2 separate regions of the Mus musculus genome follow, and region 2 is linked to region 1. Evidence: chromatin contacts called from ENCODE Hi-C or POLR2A ChIA-PET data. All regions are on one chromosome and are shown on one strand. The core of a region is the stretch at or near the end of the contact, and the rest is flanking DNA. Distances in the headings are between cores, read along the strand shown. Region 1 overlaps Snx29 (sorting nexin 29). Region 2 overlaps Snx29 (sorting nexin 29).

The links. A loop is a pair of places that touch in the nucleus more often than their neighbours do. ChIA-PET counts read pairs that join two places held with the same protein, here RNA polymerase II (POLR2A).
Region 2: a loop to region 1 is called in a map of Patski, with 2.1 times the contacts of the local background. The contact joins two enhancer-like sites. A Hi-C loop is called at or near these places in 2 of 37 maps with a recorded cell type or tissue (Patski and T-helper 17 cell). POLR2A ChIA-PET finds 5 or more read pairs at or near these places in 2 of 5 experiments (Patski and embryonic stem cell).

Annotation. Positions count from the first base shown.
Region 1 is chr16:11,578,071-11,581,883 of GRCm38, reverse strand. All of the region lies in intron 15 of Snx29 (sorting nexin 29), which reads right to left. Among named protein-coding and RNA genes, the nearest start is that of Gm32100, 3.7 kb to the left of the region's middle. Within about 2 kb of position 2,116, at least 3 of the 3 ENCODE cell types and tissues checked have a DNase peak (open chromatin) inside an H3K27ac peak, as active enhancers do.
Region 2 is chr16:11,504,467-11,507,886 of GRCm38, reverse strand. All of the region lies in intron 13 of Snx29 (sorting nexin 29), which reads right to left. Among named protein-coding and RNA genes, the nearest start is that of Gm32100, 78 kb to the left of the region's middle. Within about 2 kb of position 1,947, at least 1 of the 3 ENCODE cell types and tissues checked has a DNase peak (open chromatin) inside an H3K27ac peak, as active enhancers do.

The DNA.
Region 1 (3,813 bases), core at 867-3,366:
CACATCTGGGATGGTCCGTCAACTCTCTGCTCTTTATAAACTAATACCAATGCTGCGACACTTTGTGCCAATCTCATGGTAAGAGAGACAAGCAGATGTCAGAAGGTTTTAGATCCTTCAATAAAACAAACAAGCACTGCGCTATCAGAAGCCAAGCCTAAGTCTGAGGATCACACATCAAGGGCCACTTCTGAAGTGACAGGTACCCTGAGGCCACACTTTCCTAGACATTTCCCAAGCCAAACCCTGCCAACTCTGCAAGCAGAAACCTCCACACGGCTCTTAGGACCCAGAGAGAGCAGCCATCCTGCTCTGACATCACCAGCTTTGTCTGACAGATGAAATCTTCCTAAGAAGATTTCCTTAGAAGCAAACAGTTGGCTGGGTCTAGAAAAAAAAATTCTATCAAGTGGCAGAGAACAGCCAGGAAGTAGTGGGGGACATAGTCCCCACTGGCCTGTGTTGGGGAGGACTAAAGCAGAGAGAAGAGAATGCAAAGGGAGAACTTCCCACCATACCATCTTCAGGAAGAAGAAAAGAAAATAGAAAAGTATTAACCAAGTCTGGGAAGATGGCTCAGTCAGGAAAGTCTATGCACTCCCTGCAAGCATGCAGTGCCGAGTGTGATCCCTGAGCCCTCTGGGAAACTCCAGGCAATGCTTGTAAGCCCTGGGTTGGAGAGGATAGAATGGGGGAGGGGTGTCCCAGAGCCAGCCAGTCTAACCTATTGGTGACCTCCAAGCCAGTGAGAGACCAGGTCTCAATGGAGGTAGATGGCACAGGAAGTTGTCGTCTGGCTTCACACGCATTCACATGCACACGCACATGTGTTCAGAAAAGAAACATTATCATATCTACAGCCTTACAAACAGATGAGAGGAAAGCTGCACAGAGGAACAGTCTGGAGGAGTGACTGTGTGCGAGGTAGTGACACACACCTCTGACAACGGTGTGATAAAACACAGCTCTGTATGCTGACTAAAAGGTAATGTTAGAGACAGACATCGCTGCTAGTGAGGAACTGAAGTGTCATCCCTGTCTCACTGCTAAGTATCTCTGCCAGGTTGCCAAACTTGCACATGTTCTTCCTGCAGCCCAATTGCCCTAGCCCACCCAAGCTGACAGGCAAAGGACCTGCACACCTTCCCCTCCATGGCAAGGTCTCAAATACTGCCCTCGCCCCCGTCTCTGCACTCACTGACCCTTGGATGAAGAGTACTCAGCTGGTAGAGCAGAGTCCCAAAAACAAGGGAGAAGGTCTGTTCACCGCTAAGCGCTCATCTGTTCACTACTTGTTCGCTGTGAGCTAACGTAAGCTGGAGTCTCCATGGCATCCTTCCTTCCCCTCGAAGTACATCCCATTCCCTATTCTCCGTTCCCCACATCTGACCAGGGCTCTCCGCTGTCTCAGTGCAGAAGCAAGACCCTGTGATCAGATGAAGAGCAAGAGCGGAGGCTCAGCTGGGTTGCCAGCATAAATTCAAAGCTTTGGCCAGGAATAAAAGAAGCAAAGCCTTGTCTTCTCTGAATGTGAACTTGGAAGAAAAGATTTGCTCAGGGGAATCACAGCCATCTATGAACAGAAGGGGAATTACCCATGCCTAAAATCAGACTGTCCTGGACTGAAGATAAGCAGGACAGCAACAAGTACCCCAATAGTTCCCTGGCTAAACAGATAAAAATCCCACTCCTCCTTTTTACAAAGATTACAGTGGGCCCAGCAGCAAAACAGCAAGGCTGCCTTCTAAGTAGCAGCCTGGGGACCCAGACTCGGGCCCTCTTGTGGCTGGGCCACACAGAATCCATGGCTCACAGGTACCCTGCAAGGAAAACAAGAACCAGGAAATGTTCGTTCTCCAGTTGATCTCTCCCCCAGCCTGGACCGCACAGCAGTTCTATTTATACCCCAGTAGCCTGAGCAAGTCACATGGTCCCAAGGAGAAAACTGAAATAGGACTTAGTAAATAAATGTATTGTGTCTGCCTCAGCCAGTTTGATCTAGCTTCCCTGTGGTCTTCATCGAAAATGCTGTTTAAATGGGTTACCAGTCAGATGCCAGGGGTCCTGCTGGATGCTAGGGCTAGAACAGCTAGAATGGTGATGATTGGGGCACGTCTACTGCCATCTGCTGGGCTTGCAGCAGAGCAGACTTGGGGAAAGGGCAAAATGAGAACACAGTCAAGGCAAGTACAGAGAAAGCTGCCCTATCAGGATCAGGATGTAGGATACAAAGGATGCTGAGGACACCTGGGGACCGAACCCAGTTTGTAGAAGAGCAGAGAAGTGGCCCAAGCGAGCCTCAACCTTATAATGCCCCTGCCCCTGCCCCTGCCCCTGCCCCTGCCCCAGCCTGCTAGGTGCTAGAATTACAGGCACCTTCCACCACACCCTCTTCAGATGAGATCTTAAAGGTGAAGAAAATAAGTTACTCTCTCTCTTCATCTCCTCTCTCTGTGTGCATGCCCTTTTTCTCTTTCTTTCTCTCTCTCTCTCTGACCCACTCCCTCCCCCACTTTCCTCATGGCAACTTCCCAACCTCAGTCCTTGGGTCCAGTGAACTCTCCTGGCTGAGAGAAGCTTCCCAATAAACCCGCCTTGTGTGTGTGTGTGTGTGTGTGTGTGTGTGTGTGTGTGTGTGTGTGTGTAAAGTTAACAAGGAAAGATGAGTCAAGGATAGAAGACAGAAAAAAGGAATCAAGTTAGTTGTCAAGTTAGACAGCTTGCCCCAACCCCCATGCAAAGATGTGCTTCTGAAAGATGAAACAAGTTCTAGGTAAGGTGAGAAATGAGGCTGAAGGCAGCAGCAAGAGTTTACTAACACACACATCAGTGGTCTTCAGATGCCTTGAGGTACAGGTGAGTCACTGTAGCCAGAAGAGACTTCGGTACAAGGCTGGCAAACCTTGGTCTCCTCAGTCACATCAGCTGTCTGCTCTCTGAAGTTTGTCGCTCTACCCTCAAGCAGCAGGCTTTTCAAGTAAAACAAAGGCCAGCTTATCTGGTGCTCACAACAGCCCTGATCCCTCCCAAGGTGTGCCCAGCACCAACAGAACAGCCCTGAACCTCTTCCATCAAGACCAGGCGACTCTGGCTTCAGGAAGCTTCTTCCTGCATAAAGGGAGAAACCTAACAGAGACTCAAAATACTGGAGGGCTGAGGAGCTGAAATCAGCCACTATAATTACCAATATTTTTATCTGTTGTCCAAAAGAAGAGCCTTGGATCATCTTCCAAGTGTGTCTCTGTGGAAGTTCGCCTACTCCTTCCTAAGTACTCCAGACTCCCGGTCAGAGGCAGGCCCAGATTCCAGGCCGCCACAAAGACAAAACCAACACTTAGGCATCTGAGCAGCCTCCTCCATCTCTGGTTGGATTTTTTAGACAGAGTCTCAACTATACAACCCAGGTTGGCCTCAAACTCAGGATCCTCCTGCCTCCGCCTCCCAGGTGCTAGGATCACAAGTGTATTACATTATACCCAAATGAGACAAAGAGAATCCCTTATCTGCTATGAGGAAGGAGAAAGCACATGGCTCAGATGAGGAGCTACAAGCAGAAGAGTGCTGGCAACCCAGGAGCAGCACAGCATCTCCAGGGACTAAGATGAGCTGAGGAATCAGTGCTCACTGCTGCTGGCTGCTGAACAGAGGCTGCACTCCTGCATACCTCAGGATCCATGAAGAAAAGGAGGGCAGAGTGCTTGGAACTTCTGCTCTACCAAGACACAGGCCACGATGAGAAGGACACAGAGCTTCTTCTTGCCCTAACCAGGCTCTGCTAAAGTCCCAGAGTAGAGCTCAAGGAGGGCAACTGGT
Region 2 (3,420 bases), core at 698-3,197, 74 kb after region 1:
TTTTTTCCCTCCTTTCTTTTCTTTTCTTTCTTTCTTTCTTTCTTTCTTTCTTCCTTTTTCTTTAAACTTCACACATCAAAGACATTTCTCATAGTTTGAACAACTAATTTACAAAATAAAAAAACAGTGACTTTTAAAGTTTTTATAGCACTAAATTATTTATCTGCATTTATGGATATGTGTAGACACACATGAGCCACAATACTTGTGGGTCATGGGGACAGAACTTGAGTTACCAGGCTTGCTAGCTACTTCCTGCGTTGTCTTGGCAGCCATACGGAAGCCCTTAACTTGTAGACGGAGACGCCATTTGGAACGTATCATTCTGCTCAGCACGTTAATCCTTCCTGGGATTTCCATACTCAGTGGTTGACACTTGGCGATCAGTGCAGCTGAAGTTCATTATGTAGCCCGTCCTGGGCTTCAAACCTCAGCTCCTATTCTTACCAGCTCTTCATCCTTCAGTGAAGACACTGACAACAGCTGTCCCCCAGTTTTCACACAATGCTCACTGGCTGTCAAATGCTATTTTAAGTGGTGCTTAATTGTCCCACCCTATTAACTGTAGCATATGCTTCCTGGGGATCAACCGGACTTCTTCATCCCCTCTAGTGCTAAGTGCTACTGCTATGTGTAACTTCTAGGATCAGTTACAAGAAAACAACAACAGTCTCTATTTCTCTGGAAGGCTCCCATCTCTGATTCACATAGAAGGGGAAGAACCCACCCTGTAACCCAGCAAGTCTTGAATGACTAGAACTCCACCCCATACTTTGCCTAAGCTCCTGAGATCCTGAATCAAAGGGATTCGCTAAGCCAAGTCCAGGCCTCTGACCCCCTAAAACTATGAGGAATTGGGGATGGCAGTACTGAGATTGAACCCAGGGTCTCAGATGCCAGGCAAGCACTACTAAACTACAGTGTCACCCTAATTAACTAAATTTAAACAGATCCATAGAACTTTATGTATATTAGTATACGCAATGCTCATGGTAACCTTATGAGGTATTCTTACTCCTGATGCTGAGCCTAGAAACAGAGCATAGGAAACAGAGGTAAGAATTTTATAAGTCAGCCGGGCAGTGGTGGCGCACGCCTTGATCCCAGCACTTCGGAGGCAGAGGCAGGCGGATTTCAGAGGCAGGCCTGCCTGGTCTACAGAGTGAGTTCCAGGACAGCCAGGGCTACACAGAGAAACCCTGTCTCGAAAAAAAAAAAAAAAAAAAATTTTAGAAGTCAAACAACTTGCCCATTGTCTGTATGACCCTCCAGTCCCCTGTCCATGTGATATCAAAGCCCAGTAACTTCACATCTAGATAACTGCACAGACAGATGCCCTCTCTGTGCCTCAGTTTACCTCTCTAAATAACAGAAAATCAAGGAGCCCTGAGGATTGGTACAATATGTACAGTTCTTACAACTTTTTGGGACATCATGCCAGCACCAGACAGTGTTCATATAAATGGGTTTAGGGGTACAAGACATAATGGGTCCCCATCCTTACTGAGGTGACATTTACAAAGGAGCTGTGGCCTTACAGCTCAGCAAATACTATCTCAGACTACAAAATGTACCCTACAAAAATGCTAGAGGGGTGGGAAGGAAGAGAGGATGTGGCCTAGGAGGACTCAGGTAGATTGTGTGAGAGAAGTCTACAGGCTTCTGTGGAAGTTGACAAGCCTGAAGGAGATAGAAGACACACAGTTCCCAGAATCAAGATGGAGAACTGGGTGCACTAAGCCACCTGTGGGTCTATTAAAATGCAAAATTGATTCAGAGCAGTGGAGCAGAGCCTGGAAGTCTGCATTTCTAACAGTGTTCTAGGCAGGCTGCCAGACCCAAAACTGATCTAGAGGGAAGGGTTAGGAAAGCCCCAAGAAGCTGGAAAGACTGCAGCCAGGAATGAGTCATGAAGGTCCCTGAGCCAGGGCAAGGAAGGGTGTGAGAGAGAACATGGGCTATGCAGCTATGGACACAGCAGATGCCAGCTGAGCTCTAAAAGGCAACCAGTGCAGTTATCCAGCCAAGAAATGATGGTGGCCAGGACTGAGAAGACGGGTAGCAATCGCAAAGGTGGACAGAAGTCCAAAGACCTTCATCTACAGGATTCCAGACCATCTTGCCAGCCTGCTGCCAGCCCTGATCTGCCTGCTGGCCACCTGCATTTTCCTTCAAAGCTCGGGGGAGATGTAAATCATGGAGTAGGTGGCAGCAAGTGCCTCTCCTACAGCTTCCAGTGACTGCAGTAATTAATGTGTGCAAGTCAAAGCAATTACGCCTGCTGAATGTCAGAGTAAACAACCAGAAACCTCAGACAGCACCATTCAAAGAATAATTACTCAAAACAAAACCAATGAATCTGTTAAGTGCATTTGTAATTCTAGCATCAAAACGCCACAATGAGACACACCTACAAAAATCTGCTCTCCTGGGCCAGACAAAAGCTTGGCTTGAGGGTACCTCAGCTCTACTGGCCAGTGATACTAAGTAGGCACCACATTCAACCACACCCAACTACTAGAAGACAGTGGCTGAGAGGCCTGGCTACGCAAAGCCATGAGGACTACCTCAAAGGAACCAGTGATGAACCAGCCTGCCTCCACTTTAGGCTTACAAATACCTTACAATAAAGACAAACTAGGCTCACCCTGTTTATAATTAAACCTGTTTCTCAAGGAGTAAACTATGCCCCACCTGTAACCTTAACTACAAATTGTTCTGTACTGCCTGTTCCAGGAAAGAACAGCCATGCCTTTGTTTCAAAGGGTTATTATGGTCACCTGTTGTTAGGACCACTGGTTGGTATAACTACCTTGCAACCACCCTGCAATCATGTCTTTGTTTTAAGCTGTAATGACCGTCTTGCAACCCTACCTTTGATTCAAAAGCTTGTTACAACTTGTTTTGACCACCTTGTTATGTTCTGCTCCTTAACCCCACCTATTTTGCCCAATAAAGTACCCATTTAGAAACCTTCTACCCCTAAGTTATATAAGCCTTGCCTACTTCAGACCCAATGTTAACCTCTGGCACCCTGCCTTAGCCCATGTACATGAATAAAAAAGCTTGCTTTAATTAATTGCTTACTTTAGTTAATTTGGCCCAGTAATCTTTCTCCTCCCATCTTTGGATATATCAGCAGGAACAAAAGGTTTAATGGTGCTGAAAGTTAGTCCTAGCAGCTCAAGATCTCTGTAAACTATGCTATCAAAGCTTCCATCATATACTGCTGCTTCCATCATATACTGCTAGTCTCCTCCAGACCTACCCCCTTGTGAAGGCCTTCTAACCCTGGAATCAACCAAAAGCACCTTTGTACAGTTCTGTGACAACCCAGAGCCTATAATAAGCAAGGGCTGCTGCAGGAGAAGGGCTGTCGAGGCTTTGTCAATACTTACAGGCTTAAGGGACAAAGAGAGC